Linked DNA regions of Homo sapiens: region 1 is linked to region 2. Evidence: read pairs that join two places in POLR2A ChIA-PET (ENCODE). Cell type or tissue: PC-3. All regions are shown on one strand. Each heading gives the region's core, and the rest is flanking DNA. Links, peaks and the distances in the headings are about the cores only.

What was found. Peaks named below come from ENCODE experiments on the same cell type or tissue, not always from the same donor. Only the 100,000 strongest peaks of a DNase experiment are listed, where the experiment ranks them.
Region 1: POLR2A ChIA-PET joins it to region 2 with 7 read pairs; 7 of 35 experiments call an interaction of 5 or more read pairs at or near these places.

Annotation. Positions count from the first base shown.
Region 1 is chr18:9,306,205-9,315,616 of GRCh38, forward strand. TWSG1-DT (TWSG1 divergent transcript) reads right to left here. Exons shown (of 3, transcript NR_183523.1): 3 at 6,849-9,059. Among named protein-coding and RNA genes, the nearest start is that of TWSG1-DT, 24 kb to the right of the region's middle. In PC-3, for the core only: no CTCF peak of the experiment used is centred there; no DNase peak of the experiment used is centred there.
Region 2 is chr18:9,359,065-9,368,476 of GRCh38, forward strand. It overlaps TWSG1 (twisted gastrulation BMP signaling modulator 1), which reads left to right. Exons shown (of 5, transcript NM_020648.6): 3 at 908-1,007. Among named protein-coding and RNA genes, the nearest start is that of TWSG1, 29 kb to the left of the region's middle. In PC-3, for the core only: CTCF peaks have their summits at 7,231 and 7,432 (motif pointing left); DNase peaks (open chromatin) are centred at 4,007, 5,417 and 7,257; H3K4me3 peaks cover 834 bases; H3K27ac peaks cover 3,261 bases.

The sequences.
Region 1 (9,412 bases), core at 949-8,948, 53 kb before region 2:
AGATAGACAGCAACACAATAATAGTAGGGAACCTCGATACTCCACTGATAGCACTAGACAGGTCACCAAAACAGAAAGTCAACAAAGAAACAATGTATTTTATACCTTGGAACAAATGGACTTAACAGATTTATACAGAACATTCCATCCAGCAACCACAGAATATACATTCTATTCAACAGTGCATGGAACTTTCTCCAAGATAGACCATATTATATGGCACAAAACGAGCCTCAATAAATTTAAGAAAATTGAAATTATGTCAAGCACTCTGTCAGACCACAGTGTAATAAAGCTTGTAATCAACTCCAAAGGGAACCTTCAAAACCATGCAAATACATGGAAATTAAATAACCTGCTCCTGAATTATCACTGGGTTAAAAACGAAATGAAAATGGAAATTTAAAAATTATTCAAATTGAAAGATAATAGTGACACAACCTATCAAAACCTCTGGGATACAGCCAAGGCGGTGCTAAGAGGAAAGTTCATGGCCCTAAACACCTACATCAAAAAGACTGAAAGAGCACAAACTGACACTCTAAGGTCACACCTCAAAGAACTAGAGAAACAAGAACAAACCAAGCCCAAACCCAGCAGAAGAAAGGAAATAACCAAAATCAGAGCAGAACTAAATGAAATTGAAACAAAAAAATACAAAAGATAAATGAAATGAAAAGCTGGTTCTTTGAAAAGATAAATAAAATTGATAGACCATTAGCAAGATTAACCAAGAAAAGAAGAGAGAAAATCCAAATAACCCCACCAAGAAACGAAACGAGAGATATTACAACTGACACTACAGAAATACAAAAGATCATTCAAGGCTACTATGAACACCTTTAAGCACATAAACTAGAAGACCTAAAAGAATTGGATAAATTCCTGGAAAAATACAACCCTCCTAGCTTAAATCAGGAAGAATCAGATACCCTGAACAGATCAATAACAAGCAGCAAGATTGAAATGGTAATTTAAAAATTACCGACAAAAGAAAACCCCAGGACCAGACAGATTCACAACAGAATTCTACCAGACATTCAAAGATGAATTAGTACCAATCCTTTTGACACTATTCCACAAGATAGAGAAAGAGGGAACACTCCTTAATTCATTCTATGAAGCCAGAATCACCCTAATACCACAACCAGGAAAGGACATAACCAAAAAAGAAAACTACAGACCGATATCCTTGATGAACATAGATGCTAAATCCTTAACAAAATACTAGCTAACTGAATCCAACAACATATCAAAAATATAATCCACCATGATCAAGTGGGTTTCATACGAGGGATGCAGGGATGGTTTTAACATAGGCAAGTCGATAAATGTGATACACCACATAAACAGAATTAAAAACAAAAATCACATGATCATCTCAATAGACGCAGAAAAAGCATTAGACAAAATCCAGCATCACTTTATGATTAAAACTCTCAGCAAAATTGGCATACAAGGGACATACCTCAATGTAATTTAAGCCATTTATGACAAACCCACAGCCATCATAATACTGAATGGGGAAAAGTTGAAAGCATTCCCTCCGAGAGCTGGAACAAGACAGGGATGCCCACTCTCACCACTCGTCTTCAACATAGTACTGGAAGTCTAGCCAGAGCAATCAAACAAAAGAAAGAAATAAAGGGCATCCAAATCGGTAATACTGGCTGGAGCACAGTGGTGCGATCTCGGCTCACTGCAACCTCCGCCTCCTGATTCAAGCAGTTCTCCTGCCTCAGCTTCTCAAGTAGTTGGGACTACAGGCATGCGCCACCAGATCCACCTAATTTTTGTATTTTTAGTAGAGAGGGGGTTTCACCATGTTGGCCAGGCTGGTCTCGAACTCCTGACCTCAGGTGACCTACCCACCTCAGCCTCCCTAAGTGCTGGAATTACAGGTGTAAGCCACCGCGCGCAGCCAGATTGGAGAATATTATTCTAAGTGAAGTAACTCAGGAACGGAAAACCAAACATCGTATGTTCTCACTGATATGTGAGAACATATCAGCTAAGCTGTGAGGACACAAAAACATAAGAATGATACAATGGACTTTGGGGACTTGGAGGGAAGTGTGGGAGGGGGCGAGAGATAAAAGACTACAAATAGGGTGCCGTGTATACTGCTTGGGTGATGGGTGAACCAAAATCTCACTAATCGCCACTAAAGAACTTACTAATGTAACCAAACACCACATGTACCCCAATAACTTATGGAAAAATAAAAAATAAAAAATTGTATGGCTAATAATACAATAATGAAGATTAATGGAATTATTAAAAACAAGGCAGTAAATGAGGAAAAAGGAATAAAGAACAGAGGGAACACTTAGAAAAGAAATAACAAGATTGTGAATTTAAACGTAACCTTATTGATGATCACATTAAATGTAAATTTATATTTAAAGGCAAAGATTGACTGTATTAAAAAGCAAGCCCTAACTATAGGGTATTTATAAGAAACCCACTTTAAATGAAAATGCAAAGAGAAGTTAAAAGGATAAAAACAAGGGGATACCTTGCATGCCTATTAGAATGGCCAAAACCCGAAATGCTGACAGTATCAAATGCTGGTGATGACGTGGAGCAACAGAAATTCTCATTCATTGCTGATGTGAATGCAATATGGAACAGCCACTTTGAAAGATACTTTGGCAGTTTCTTACAAAACTAAACATACTCTTATAATATGATCCAGCCACCATACTCCTTGGTATTCGCCCAAATGAATTAAAACTTATGTCCACACAAAAAGCTGCACGTGGATATTTATAACAGCTTTACTCATGGTTGACAAAACTTGGAAGCAACCAAGATGCTTTTCAGTAAGTAAATGGATAAACTGTGGTATACCTAAACAATGGAATATTATTCAACACCAAAAAGAAATTAGTTATCGGCCAGACATGGTAGCTCACACCTGTAATCCCAGCACTTTGGCAGGCCAAGGTGGGCAGATCACAAGGTCAGGAGTTCGAGACCAGCCTGGCCAATATGGTGAAACCTCATCTCTACTAAAAATACAAAAAAATTAGCCAGGCGTGGTGGTGCACGCCTGTAATCCCAGCTACTAAGGAGTCTGAGGCAGGAGAAGTGCTTGAAACTGGGAGGCAGAGATTGCAGTGAGCTGAGATCACGCCACTGCACTCCAGCCTGGGCAACAGAGCAAGACTCTGTCTCAAAAAAAAAAATTAAATTAGTTATCAAGTCATGAAAAAACTTGGAGATACCTTAAATGCCTATTACTACACGAAAGAAGCCAAACTGAAAAGGCTTCATACTCTGTGATTTCATCTCTGATATTCTGGAAAAGGCAAAACTACTATAGTAAAAGGATCAGTGGTTGCCAGTGGTTAGAGGAAGGAGAGGGATGAGCAGGCATAGGCAGAGCACAAGGGATTTTTAGGGTATAAAATTCTTGTGTATGATACTGTAATGATGGACACATGTCATTACTTATTTGTCAAAACCCATAGAATGTACAATATGAAGAGTAAACCCTAATGTAAACTGTGGAATTTGGGTGATAGTGATGTGTGGATGTTGGTTCATTGACAATAACAAATATACTGGTTCAGAATGCTGATAGTTGGGAAGGCTGTGGGGGTGTGTTGGGAAGAGTATATAGTAAGTCTCTGTACTTTCTACTCAATTTTGCTGTAACGTAGAACTGCTCCAAAGAGTCTATTTTTTTTTTCTTTTTTTTTGAGACAGAGCCTTGCTCTATCTCCCAGGCTGGAGTGCACTGTTGCGATCTTGGCTCACTCCAAGCTCCGCCTCCCGGGTTCATGCCATTCTCCTGCCTCAGCCTTCTGAGTAGCTGGGACTACAGGTGCCCGCCACCACACCCGGCTATTTTTTTTTTTTTTTAGTGGAGACGAGGTTTCACTGGGTTAGCCAGGATGGTCTCGATCTCCTGACCTCGTGACTGCCCGTCTCAGCCTCCCAAAGTGCTGGGATTACAGGCATGAGCCACTGCGCCCAAAAAGTCTACATTTTAAAAAGTAAAAGGATGGAAAAATGTATAACATGCTAATATTAATTAACTGAAAGATGCAAATGGCTTTATTCATATCACGAATCTAGATTTCACAGCAAGAAATATTGCCAGTCACTAAAAGGGTAACTTCATAATGACAAAAGAGTCAATTCATTAAGAGGATATAACAATAGTAAATTTTTATGTACCTAATAACAAAGTTTCAAATTATATGAAGCAAAATTGAGCAAACTGAAAGGAGAAATGAATCATTCACAATTGTAGTTCAAGATTTCAACAATTCTATCTCAATTTTTTTTTTTTTTTTTTTTTTTGAGATGGAGGCTCACTCTGTTGCCCAGGCTGGAGTGCAGTGGTGTGATCTCAGTTCACTGCAACCTCCACCTCCCAGGTTCAAGAGATTCTCATGCCTCAGCCTCCCAAGTAGCTGGGATTACAAACACGTGCCACCATGCCCAGCTAATTGTATTTTTAGTAGAGATAGGGTTTCACCATATTGGCCAGGCTGGTCTTGATCTCCTGGCCTCAAGTTATCTGCCCGCCTTGGCATCCCAAAGTGCTGGGATTACAGATGTGAGCTACCATGCCTGGCCTCAAAATTGTATGGACTAAATAGAAAGAAAATCAGTAAGGATACAGAACATATGGACAAAGTCAACCCAATTTTCCCACATTAACATTTATAGAACATGCCCAATAATAGCAAAATATACATGCTTTTCAAGTGCACATAGAATATCTATCAAAATGGACTATATTTGAGGCCATAGGATGTGTTCTTTTTTTTTTTTTGAGACGGAGTCTTGCTCTGTCGCCCAGGCTGGAGTGCAGTGGTGCAATCTTGGCTCACTGCAAGCTCCACCTCCCAGGTTCACGCCATTCTCCTGCCTCAACCTCCCGAGTAGCTGGGACTACAGGCGCCCGCCACCACGCCTGGCTAATTTTTTGTATTTTTAGTAGAGATGGGGTTTCACTGTGTTAGCCAGGATGGTTTCGATCTCCTGACCTCGTGATCTGCCCGCCTCGGCCTCCCAAAGTGCTGGGATTACAGGCGTGAGCCACCGCGCCCGACCAGGATGTGTTAATGAAAGGATTATACAATGTTTATTCTCTAAGCACAATATAATCAAATTAGAAATTAATAACAGAAAGAAATCCACAAAATTCCTAATACTTAGAAATTAAACATCACACTTCTAAATAATCACTGTATCAATGAAGACATTACACAGGGAAATTATAAAGTATTTTGAACAGGCTAAAAATGAAAACATGACATATTAAAACTTATGAGGCAGCTAAGATAGTTTCTTCAAGGAAAATATTAGAAAAGAAAGTACTCAAACCAATTATCTAGGTTCCCATGTTAAGAAACTAGAAAAATAAGAGCTAATTAGACACAAGTAAGCAAAACAAAGGTAATAAAGTTAAGAGCTGAAATCAATAAGGTAGAAAACTGGAAAACAATACAGAAAATCCATGAAACCAAAACCTGGGTCTTTCAAAATGATTAATAAAATTAATAAGCCTCCAGCCAGTGATCAGGTGGAAAAAAAGAGAGAAGATAAAAATGATCAATATTATATGCAGAAGAGTAGACATCACTGCAAATCCTGTGGTCATTGAACGGCTCATAATATTATAAAGAATTTTATAAATTCTGCAATAAATTCTGTAATTTGAGTGAAATGGAGAAATTCTTTGAAAGACACAATCTACCAAATCTGAAGAAGAAATAGATAACCTGAATAGTCCTGTATCTATTTTAAAAAGTGAATTTGCATTTAAAATCCTTTGAACAAAGGAATCTCCAGTCCCAAGTAGTGAATTCTACCAAACATTTTAGGAATAAACAATATCAACTCTATGCTAATTAGAAAATAGAAGAAAAATTCAGAGGAAAAAAAGAAAAGAAATGCTTTCCAGCTCATGTTAACAGGCTAGAAACCCTATACCAAAAACCAGAAAAAAAACAAAGAAAACAAAAAAACTAGAAAACATTTCTTGGCTGGGCGCCGTGGCTCATGCCTGTAATCCCAGCACTTTGGGAGGCTGAGATGGGTGGATCACAAGCTCAGGAGATTGAGACCATCCTGGGCAACATGGTGAAACCCCGTCTCTACTAAAAATACAAAAATTAGCTGGGTATGGTGGTACATGATTGTAGTCCCGGCTACTTGGGAGGCTGAGGCAGGAGAATTGCTTGAACCTGGAGGCGGAGGTTGCGGTGAGCCGAGATCACACCACTGCACTCCAGCCTGGGCAACAGAGAAAGACTCCGTCTCAAAAAAAAAAAAAAAAGAAAAGAAAAGAAAACATTTATTATGAACATAGTCACAAAAATTCTTAACAAAAATTTTGCAAATCAAATCCAGTAACATTAGAATTATAATACATCAATGCAAGGTGGGGTTTGTCCCAGGAATGCAAGATTGGTTTAACATTCGAAAGTCAATGTAATTCACCATATTAAAAGACTCAAAAAGTAAAACAATGAAAATGCCACAAGAGGTGAAGGAAAGTGCCTGACAAAATTAAAAAATCACTCATGATAAAAATCACTCAGCAAACTAGAAATACAAGGTAACTTCCTCAACTTGCTAAAGGGCATCTAAAAATGACCTAGAGCTTACATTGTACTTATTAATGAAACACTAATATCTGATGGAACAGTTATTAACACTAATGAAACAGATAAAACACTAATGAAAGAAAGAGTATTCTTTCTCTCTAATATCAGAAATAAGGCAAGCATGTCTGCTCTCACAAGTTGTATTCAGCATTGAACTGGAGGTCCTAATTTGTTCCATAAGGCAATAAGAAGAAAAAGCAAGCATCAGGCCTAAAAGAAGAATAAAATTATCTTTATTCAAAGATGACAGGTCTCTTATATAGAAAATCCCAAGAAATTGGCTGGGCGCAGTGGCTGACACCTGTAATCTGAGCACGTTGGGAGGCCAAAGTGGTTCAGCTGATGTCAGCCTGGCCAACATGGCGAAACCTCATTTCTACTAAAAAAAAAATACAAAAATTAGCTGGGGGTGGTGGCATGCACCTGTAGTCCTGGCTACTCGGGATGCTGATGCAGGAGAATTGCTTGAACCTGGGAGGTGGAAGTTGCAGTGAGCCAAGATCATGCCACTGCACTCAAGCCTGGGTAACAGAGTGAGACTCCATCTCAAAAAAAAAAATCCTAAGAAATCCACCAAAAAAGCTACCAGAACTAATAACTGAGTTTAGCAGAGTTACAGGATACAAAAACCAATATACAAAAATGTCAATATACAAAAATCAATTGTATTTCTATATGATAGGAAGTCTTGGAAATTACAAATGAAAACAGCATCAACAATATGAAATAGGAAGTGTCTATTCATGTCCTTTGCCCACTTTTCAATGGTTTTTTTTTTCTTGTAAATTTGCTTAAGTTGTTTGTAGATGCTGGATATTACACCTTTGTCAGATGGATAGATTGCAAAAATTTTCTCCCATTCTGTAGGTTGTCTGTTCACTCTGATGATAGTTTCTTCTGCTGTGCAGAAGCTCTTTAGTTTAATTAGATCCCATTTGTGAATTTTTGCTTTTGTTAAAATTGTTTTTGGCAATTTCATCATAAAATCTTTGCCCATGCCTATGTGCTGAATGGTATTGTCTAGATTTTCTTCTAGGGATTTTATAGTTTTTGGTTTTATATTTGAGTCTTTAATCCATCTTGAGTTAATTTTTGTATAAGGTGTAAAGAAGGGGTCCAGTTTCAGTTTTTTGCGTATGGCTAGCCAGTTCTCCCAGCACCATTTATTAAATAGGGAATCCTTTCCCCATTGCTTGTTTTTGTCAGGTTTGTCGAAGATCAGATAATTGTAGATGGCAGTTTTATTCTGAGTTCTCTATTCTGTTCCATCGGCCAACAAACATGAAAAAAACTCAACATCACTGATCATCAGAGAAATGCAAATCAAAGCCATAATGAGATACCATCTTATGCCAGTCAGAACAGTGATTATTAAAAAGTCAAGAAACAACTGATGCTGGCGAGGTTGCGGAGAAATAGGAATGCTTTTACACTGTTGGTGGGACTGTAAATTAGTTCAACCATTGTGGGATACAGTGTGGTGATTCCTCAGAGATTTATAACTGGAAGTACCATTTGGCCTAGCAATCCCATTACTGGGTATGTATACCCAAAGGAATATAAATCATTCTATTATAAAGATACAAGCACATGTATGTTCATTGCAGCACTATTCACAATAGCAAAGACATGGAATCAACCCAAATGCCCATCGATGATAGACTGGATAAAGAAAATGTGGTACATATACATCATGGAATACTATGCAGCCATAAAAAGGAACGAGATAATGTCCTTTGCAGGGACGTGGATGAAGCTGGAAGCCATTATCCTCAGCAAACTATGCAGGAACAGAAAACCAAACACTGCATGTTCTCACTTATAAGTGGGAGCTGAACAGTGAGAACACATGGACACAGTGAGGGAAACAAAACACACTGGGGCTTGTTGGGGGAGGGCGGAGATGTGGAGAGCATCAGGAAAAACAGCTAATGCATACTGGGTAAAATACGTAGGTGATGGGTTTATCAGTGCAGCAAACCACCATGGCACATGTTTACCTATGTAACAAACCTGCACATCCTGCACATGTACCCTGGAACTTAAAATAAAATAATAAAAAAGAATATGAAATAAAAATGAACTCAAGAAAACTGTGCAAGTTCTATATCCTGAAACATAAAAAATAGTGCTGAGAGAAATTTGGAAATAAATGGAAAGATACACTATACTTACCTGTAATTCCAGCACTTTGGGAGGCTGAGGTGGGCAGATCACAAGGTCAGGAGTTCGAGACCAGCATGGCCAATATGGTGAAACCCCATCTCTACTAAAAATGCAAGACATTAGCCAGGTGTGGCGGTGCACGCCTGTAGTCCTAGCTACCTGGGAAGCCAAGGCAGGAAAATCACTTGAACCTGGTAGGTGGAGGTTGCAGTGAGCTGAGATCATACCACTGCACTCCAGCCTGGGTGACACAGCGAGACTCTGTCTCAAAAAAAAAAAAAAAAAGATATACCGTACTCATGGATTGAAAGACTCAATATTGTTAATATGTCAATCATAAGTTGTCTGACTGTACAATTCCAATCAATATAGAAAGTTGTCTGTACACAAATCAAATCAATATCCCAGCAGGGTTTTTTTTTTTTGTAGAATTTGACAAGGTGATTCTAAACTTTATATGAAAATGCAAATAATCTAGAATACCCTAAAATTTTTGCAAAAGGGTAAAGTTGGAGTATTTATATTACCTAATTTTGAGACTTCCTATAAAAGCAACAGTAATCAAGAGTATGGTAGTGGCATAAATATAGACACATATATTAGGGGAACTGACT
Region 2 (9,412 bases), core at 861-8,860:
CACCCTAAAGTTTAGTGGGTTAAAACAATAGCCATTTATTTAACTCTTGTTTCTGTGGGTTGACAGTTTGAGCCTGGATCAGCTGGGTGGTTTTCTGGCCTTATTCCTGTGTCTGTTGGCAGCTGCTGGTTGGTTGGAAGCTGGCTGATCTAGGATGGCCCCAGGTGGACTGACTTGTCCACATGGCCATATCCTGGCTTCACATGGCAGCTGGGCAAAGTTCTAAGAGAAAGAGTAGATGCACTCAAGGCTTCTTGAGGTCTAAACTCAGAAGTGACATAATCTCATATCCACCAAACTCTCTTGACCAAAGTGAATCTCAGGATCACCTAAATTCAAGAGGTCTAGAAATTGACCCTGTCCTTTGATCAGAGGAGCTGCAAAGCTACATTGCAAAGAGGGGAGACCTAGAGAGGGGAATAATTGCCACCTTCTTTGTAAATAATCTACCATACCAAGCACACTTTTTTCTGTATCATGGAACAATAAAAATAGAATTTCCAAAGTTCTTTTACTCACATTTTACATATTGAGGAACCCTACAAGTTGGCTATTTGTTTAAATTTGGACAACGAATATAATAGCTGAGAAGCAGGTTTTGTTCTTGTACTGAATTATTCGTTGAGGTGGTGTGGGTAGTCAAGTTATGGATTATAAAATAAAATATTTTCCTTATTTCAAAATAAGGTAAAAGCATTCAAAGTATGTTCACTGAATATATCCAAAAAAAATCTACGTGACATTGTAGATATTTATGTTCTGATGAATAGTTAATAATGTTGAATAAAAAATTATGTGAAGAATACATTACTGTAAATGCAAATATGGCAGGGTTTTTTGCTTAAAAAGTAGCAGTTTTATATATGATTATTTGGAATTTGAAGTTTAACATCTGTCTTGTTTCTAGGAGCTCTGCCAGTGCCGGCCGGGAGAAGGCAATTGCTCCTGCTGTAAGGAGTGCATGCTGTGTCTTGGGGCCCTTTGGGACGAGTGCTGTGACTGTGTTGGTAAGTTGATACCAAGGGAGACTTCTTAATATTTCTTATCACAGAATCCTTGGCTTTAAGAGACTTTAAGGAATATAAATGTAGTTTATGTGCATAAACAAGTATGTGTGTGAAATATAGTAAACATACAGAACATTGTATTTTTACATTCAATTGTATTCAGTAGTATTTACCTATACATGTATTTAAAAGTGCTTATCCTTGGGAAGTAGGAGTGGGGGGCCAAGGCAGAATGTTTAACTTTTTATTTTGAAAGTTTTTGTACTGTTGAATTTTTTATAAGCAGCAGCATTTTTTTTTTGTTTTTAATAAGAAGTAGGTTTTATAAGAAGAAACATTCTCCAAGATGTGTTAAGTAAAAAAAGTCAGGTTCAAAATTATGTTTATAGAATGCTATCATTTGTGTGTTAGAAAGAAAACTTACGTGTGTAGGAAGAAACACCTGTCAGCCCTTCTCTGACCAGTTAACTCATTTTTAACTTTTAAAACCCCAGTTCAAGTATCCCCTTTCCTTGGAAACCTTCCTTATTTGACTGAGATAAAGGATCCTCTATGCTTCTGAGAGATCATTTATTGCATGCTCCTATAATTGTTGTTTTGCATGTTTTTTCGACAGAGTATCACCTCCTTAAGAACAGGAATATCATCATATTGATCTTTTTTACATTATCCTTTATCGAAATAGGCTATATGCATATACTTTTTAAGTCACATAGTACTAAAACAATCCCATCTCAGTTCTTTCCAAGCCTTTGATCCTATGCCCAGAGACTACCACTTTCAACTTTTCAGCGTTGCACTGCTTCCATAATTCTGAATAATAACCCTATACTACTCTCTTGATTCTTTGATTTTAGAAACTATCAGTTGACTTCCTCTTATGGTAGACAAGCATTTAGTTCTCTTATCTCTTAATCTTCCCAGTGTGATTTTATCACTCCTTCTAGTGAAATCAGTATTTACCTTAATAATCACTCTAATGAATTAATAATATATACTCATTTGATGCATAATAATGTAAGCACTAATTAATTAAATGAGTTATCCCATTATCTGTCTTTCTGTATTTTGGGTGTATGGTGTACTTCTTGAGAGATTTCCTAATCTTTTCACCCTTGTATTAATTTTTTAAATTTTTACTTCCTTTTTTAATTTCCAAGAGCCCTTCTCTGATTGTCCTTTTTTAAGGAACATACTGTTCTTGTTTTATATGTAACATATTTTTCTTATCTTTATGGGATTCTTAATTGTACTGTTTTGTGGTTGCTGTTGAGTTTTTTCCTTCTACTCCTTGCATGATTTCCATTTTCTCAGGTGTCTGGTGACCCTTGGCTGTCTATTCCTTTGTAGAATTTAGGTACTCCAAAACGGACTGGGAGTACTTAATCCATGGACAGGGCATGGAATGTAGTTTGCCTCACGAAAAGGTGGTTGGAGGATGAACTGCCTTTTTCACTGACGAGCCCTCTATTTCATGTCTATAGATCTTTCCCTTTAGGGTTGCACATTTTTTCTAGAGAAAGATCTCCTGGTTTCCTGCTGGTGTTGAGGCTGGGGTATGGGGCAGTATGCCAGGCTGCAAATGTTCTGGGAACCTGAGGGGTGAGGTCACAGTAAACAGTAAGCATACTTTTATTTACGTTCCTTGTTTTTTTCCCATACTCATCTCTACCCTTTGCCATTTTTGGCATTCCCAGTCCAGGGCCTCTTTGGTTTAATTTCTCTAAAGACTAACTCTCTCATCTCCTACAGTTGTGGAAGAAGAGACAGGGACCTGAAGGTATAACTACCCCACAGAATAGGCTTGCCTCTGCCACTCTGGCACCTCCAGCTCCTGAGTCTCCTCAGGGTTCTGTGGGGTGCATGGCCTGTGTGAAGACTGCTCAGTCAGGTACCTTTAGCTCTTAGGTTCTCCACAGATAGAGTTAGTGTTTCCATTTCTTGTTTTTCTTTAGTGTTTTGTAGTGAATTCTGAGAGAATGGGGGCAGAAGTATCTTTTCCTCTGTCCTCTTATATTCATCTTGGTATCTCTAACAGCTAGCTTTGAATTATTTTAGGTCATTAACTGTATATTAATTTAATATGTACAGTGAAACTAAAAAAGAGGAAATAGTCATCTTAATCTCTGATATACACACATAAGATTTTTTTTTGAGACAGGGTCTTGCTATGTTGCCTAGGCTGGAGTGGAGTGGTGTGATCATGGCTCACTGCAGGCTCAACATCCTGGGCTCAAGCAGTCCTCCTGCCTCAGCCTCCCAAGTAGGTGGGACTGCAGGCATGAGCCACAACACCCAGCTGATTTTTATAGTTTTGATGGAGACAGGGTTTCGCCATGTTGCCCAGGCTGGTCTCGAACTCCTGGGCTCAAGTGATCCACCCGCCTCAGCCTCCCAAAGTGCTGGGATTACAGGCGTGAGCCAATGTGCCCAGCCTCACACATAAGAATTTAATTTAAACATGGATGCCAAAATACACAAATGAACTTTTATTAATAGCATTGCCTAAAATAATGTGTATGTATGTGTGTGAGAGTGTTTGTGCGAGTGTATGAATGTGAGTGTATGTGTGTTATATATGTGTGTGTCTTAACCATCACACCATGATGACAGTGCTGTTCAGCGTCTTCTTTTAGGAAGAGAGTTCTGCATTTTTTTCCACTGAGAAAGAATAATTATACATGCTTATATCTCTACAATTTTAGAAGCAACTGGTATGCTTCCAGGCTAGTTCTCATTTTTTTAAAAAAAGCTTATTTACCTTTAAGGGTTGGATGTCCAGTTTTAAACTTTGAGTAAGTTCATAATGTAACTTCATCTTTCATTTTAAGTTAAGTTAATCTTTCTACTTTCTAGGATAAAACTGAGATATTCCAGTTCTATTTATACAGCAATCCTCCTCCTTGTAGGCAGCTCTCTTCCAAATTAGGCTCTCTTAACATCCTTTGCAAACCTGCCGCTGCTCCTCCTTCCTAAGTTGAAATAGTCCCCATACTTTTCATGGGTGGGGCACAGACCTCTGAGAGAACACAAATTAGAGTGCAGCCTTCCTTTCCTCTCTCATTCTGTGGACTTCAGCACATACTTTCTCTAGGAAACTTTCCCCTGTGGCTCCCTTGTATAAGAGCTTCTCTTTTCTGATTTTTTCTTAAGGTAAGAGTAACCACCATAGTTGATTTTAATCTTTGCTGTCCAACATATTCCTGAAATCCTGTGGGTTTTGGATCCTAGATCTCCACCCACAAGCTCTTTTTTCTTTTTTTTTACTGTTTTTACTTTTCCAAATGTGCACAAAAATAGAGAGTACAGTGATACGTACTACCTGTTCCAATAGTCATTAATACATTGCCAGACTTGTTTCATCCATTCATCTGTTTGTTGGTATATGTCTCTATCTTCCCCCACAACCTTTTTGTTTTGCTTAGGTATTACAAAGTAAATCATTTCACTATTATCCGTGAAGTCCTTTAGTTATACATCTCAAAAAAAGAGTATTTTTACATAACACAATGTCATTACTATGCCTAATGTAATTAACAGCACATCTTTATTTTATTTTTATTTTTATTTTTGAGGCAGAGTTTTGCTCTCTCGCCCAGGCTGGAGTGCACTGGTGCAGTCTTGGCTCACTGCAACCTCCACCTCCTGAGTTCAAGTGATTCTCCTGCCTCAGCCTCCCAGGTAGCTGGGACTACAGACACACGCCACCATATCTAGATACTTTTTTGTATTTTTTTGTACAGATGGGGTTTCACCATGTTGGCCAGGCTGGTCTCGAACTCCTGTCCTCAAGTGATCTGCCCTCCTCAGCCTCCCAAAGTGCTGGGATTACACATGTGAGCCACCGCACCCGGCCATTTAACAGTACTTCTTTAATATCGTCTAATACCACTCAGATCATACTTAGATTTCACTGATTGACTAAATGTTTTTTACAGTTGTTTTACTCAAATCAAGATCCAACAAAGATTACTCACTGTATTTGGTTGTTAGATTTCTTAAGTTTCTTTTATTCTAAAACAGTTTCTTCTCCCCCTCTCTCCCATCCTTTAATATTCCATTGGCTTTTTGAATAAACTAGTCAGTCATGATTGGTTTCTTCAAAATAAACCACATTCTGGATTTGGTTGATTGCTTCTTTTGGTTATTTAACTTGTTAGTTGGTCTTTTCTATTTCCTATAGGCTGGAAGTTAGATATGAAGGCTTGATTAGATTGAGGCTCAGTTTTTGGGAGGAGGGAACAGTGGTACAGTGTACACAAAGGCAAACAATATCCAGACGTCCTGCTTTTAGTAATGCTAAAATTGATCCCATGAGTTCCGACGGTGAAAGTCTGATCCCTTTGTGATAAAGGTCCCCATCAGCCTTTCACCTGGTGATTTCACCCCTTCTTGATGACCATTGCCTGAGTCAGCTACTTCATTAGAAGCTGTAAAACAGCCAGGTGTGGTGGCTCACGCGTATAATCCCAGCACTTTGGGAGGCCAAGAGGGGGCGAATCACCTTAAGTCAGGAATTCAAGACCAGCCTAGCCAACATGACGAAATCCCGTCACTACTAAAAATACAAAAATTAGCCAGGTGTGGTGGTAGGCACCTGTAATCCCAGCGACAAGGGAGGCTGAGGCAGGAGAGTCACTTGAACCCAGAAGGCAGAAGTTGCAGTGAGCCGAGATAGTGCCACTGCACTCCAGTCTGGGTGACAGAGGGAGACTCTGTCTCAGAAAAAAAAAAAGAAGAAGAAGAAAAGTTGTAGAACAATGATTTTCTATTTTTATCATTACTTCTGCAGTTATTAGCTGGAATTTTTCTGTATAATGTAAATGGAATCCTACACTACTACATAGTAGCTTAAAATACATTTAGAACAACATGAAATGATGAATGATTTAATAATAGACTCTTTAATGGCATTAAGACATTGTAACTTTTGATTCATGTTTAATGTGCATTAAAAGTTGGATTCTGCCTAAGCATGATGGCTCATTCCTGTAATTCCAGCACGTTGGGAGGCCACAGAAGGAGGATCACTTGAGCCCAGGAGTTCAAGACCAGCCTAGGCAACATAAGGAGACCCCATCTTTACCAAAAATAAAAATTAATTAGTTGGGTGTGATGGCATGCACATATGGTCCCAGCTACTTGGGAGGTTAAGGCAGGAGGATTACTAAACTCAGGAGGTCAAGGCTGCAGTGAGCTCTGATTGCACTACAGCACTCCAGCCTGGGCAACAGAGTAAGACCCTGTCTCTAAAAAAATTTTTTTAAATAAATAAATAAATGTTGAATTCTATGGGAAATGTTAAATTAGAAGAAAAAATTGCCTGAGCGCAGTTGCTCGTGCCTATAATCCCAGCACTCTGGGAGGCCAAGGCAGGCGGATCACTTAAGTTTGAGACCAACCTGGGCAACATGGCAAAACCCCGTCTCTACAAAAAATAAAAAATTTAGCTGTGCATGGGTGGCATGTGCCTGTAGTCCCAGCTACTTGGGTGGGAGCGGGGGCTGTGGCAGGAGAATCGCTTGAGCCCAGGAGGTTCAGGCTGTACTGAGCCATGTCTGAGTCACTGCAGTCCAGCCTAGGCGGCAGAGTGAGACTTTAACTCAAAAAAAAAGAAAAAGAAAAAGAAAGGAAAAGAAAAAAACTAGGCCAGGCCCAGAGGCTCACACCTGTAATCCCAGCACTTTGGGAGGCCTAAGTGGGAGGATCGCATGAGCACAGGAGTTCAAGATCAGCCTGGGCGACACAGGGAGACTCTGTCTCTACAAAATAAAAAAACAAAAAATTGACTGGGCATAATGATGCATGCCTGTAGTCCTAGCTACTTGGAGGGCTGAGACAGGAGGATCACTTGAGCCCAGGAGCTTGCGGCTGTAGTGAGCTATAATTGCACCCCTGCACTCCAGCCTGGGTGACAGATCAAGACCCTGTTTCAAAAAAATAAAAGAAAAAATTAATAACTTGTGCCAATAAATAAAACATGGCAAGCATGAACTTTTTCATCTTGAGCCACCTGTTTAGCATGTCGTGGAACACTATAATTCAGTGGTGCACTGTTTGTATAATGTTGATATAGAAATAGCAGATTCTTTATAGTACCAAGATCATTTGCTATACTTAATAAATTGGAAGCATCATAAGCTCCAAGACCAGGCTGTGAAGCCTGCTGAAAACCTGCTTAGCAACCACAGCTTGGCTCATTTTGCCATACCAACTCATAGATCCTAGATGTCGCTGTGGTGAATGGAAGAAAGGGGCACAGGGAAAGAGCCGGAAAAGGTGGGTGGTGTCAGGCAACAGGCACAGTGCCTGCAAAACCCAGGAAAACAGGATCAGACAGCTCTGTGCTGGGAACACAACCCTGGGACAGGCTCTACCACCTAGTGGATCAAATGTTTCTTCCTTAATCCTGCTCTTTGTTAGGCAAATTCCTTGAACTCTGACTTTGAACTCAGGGCTACAGTCCAGTACTAACCTTGACGGGTCTTGGCATCTTCCTTTTGGAACATCCAGGTTTTTCGTTATGACTCTCTCTTGTATCTCAGGTCAGATCTAGATAGATCCGTTGGTTCCTGCATAGAATGGATTTCTGTCTTGCTTCGCTCTAACATGTTACTTTTCTAATATTAAGGAATAAATAGGTGCTAGGAGTTCAAATTTTCTGTTTTCTGTTTTAAGAAAAACTATGCAAATTATTTAGATACATTATTTATTATTATTAATTTTAATTGACAAATAATAGTATATATTTACCCAGTGCAACAGGTTATTTTGAAATATGTATACATTGTGGAATGGCTACATAGAGCTAATTAACATACATTACCTCACCTTTTCTGTGTATGGTGAGAACACTTAAAATCTACTCTCTTAGCAATTTTCTTTTTTATTTTTTCTTGAGATAGGGTCTCTGTCACCCAGGCTGGAGTGCAGTGATGCTATCACACCTCACTGCAGCCGCAACCTCAAGTGATTTTCCCACCTCAGCCTCCCGAGTAGCTGGCACTATGCTACCACACCTCGCTAATTTTTAAATTTTTTGTAGAGATGGGGTCTCAATGTGTTATCCAGACTGGTCTTGAATTCCTGGACACAAGTGATACTCCCGCCTTGGCTTCCCAAAGTGCTGGGATTACAAGTGTGAGCCACTGTGCCCAGCCAGCAATTTTCAAGAATATAATACATTGTTATTAGCTATAGTCACCATGTTGTACAATAGAGCTCTTGAATTTATTATTTCTATCTAACTGAAATTTTGCATTATTTGATGGACACCTCCCCTTTCCTCAGCTCCTGGTAACCATTCTGCTCACCGCTTCTGTGAGTTCAACTTTTTTAGATTCCACATATAAGTGAAATCATGCGGTATTTGCCTTTCTGTGACTGGCTTATTTTACTTAACATGATGTCCTCCAGGTTCATCCATGTTGTAAATCAGGGTCCCCAACCCCTGAGCCATGGACCAGTAGCAGTCCGCCGCCTCTTAGGAACCGGGCCACATAGAAGGAGGTGAACACCAGGCAAGCGAGCGTCACCGCCTGAGCTCCGTCTCCTGTCAGGTCAGCGGCAGTATTGGATTCTTACAGGAGCTCGAACCCTATTGTGAACTGCACATACGAGGGGTCTCAGTTGCATGCTCCTTATGAGAATCTAATGCCTGATGATCTGAGGTGGAACAGTTTCATCCCAAAACCAGTCCTGGTGCCAAAAAGGCTGGGGGCTACTGATAGGATTTCCTTCTTTTTTTAAGGCTGAATAGTATTCCATTGTATATAAAGTGGAATTGTATTTTATATTGTATAAATATACCACATTGTACATATCCACATTTTCTTTATCCATTTTTGGACAATTAGGTTGATTCTCTGTCTTGACTATTGTGAATAATGCTGCAGGGAACATGAGAGTGCAAACATCTCTTTGACATACTGAGCTAGTTCTATTTTTAATTTTTTTAGGAACCTCCATACTGTTCTCCATAATGGTTGTACTAATTTACATTCCCACCAACAGCATGCAAGGATTCCCTTTTCTCCATGCCCTCCCTCTCCAACACTTGTTGCCTTTCATCTTTTTTATAATGGCCCTTCTAAAAGGTATGAGGTAATATCTTATTGTGGTGTTTTTTTTGTTTTGTTTTGTTTTTTTGAGATGGAACCTCACTCTGTCACCCAGGCTGGAGTGCAGTGGCATGATCTTGGCTCACTGCAACCTCCGCCTCCTGGATTCAAGCAATTCTCTGCCTCAGCCTCCCAAGTAGCTGAGATTACAGGTGCCTGCCACCATGCCTGGCTAATTTTTTTGTATTTTTAGGAGAGATAGGGTTTCGCCATCTTGGCCAGGTTGGTCTTGAACTCTTGACCTCAGGATCCACTCGCCTCAGCCTCCCAGAGTGCTGGGATTAC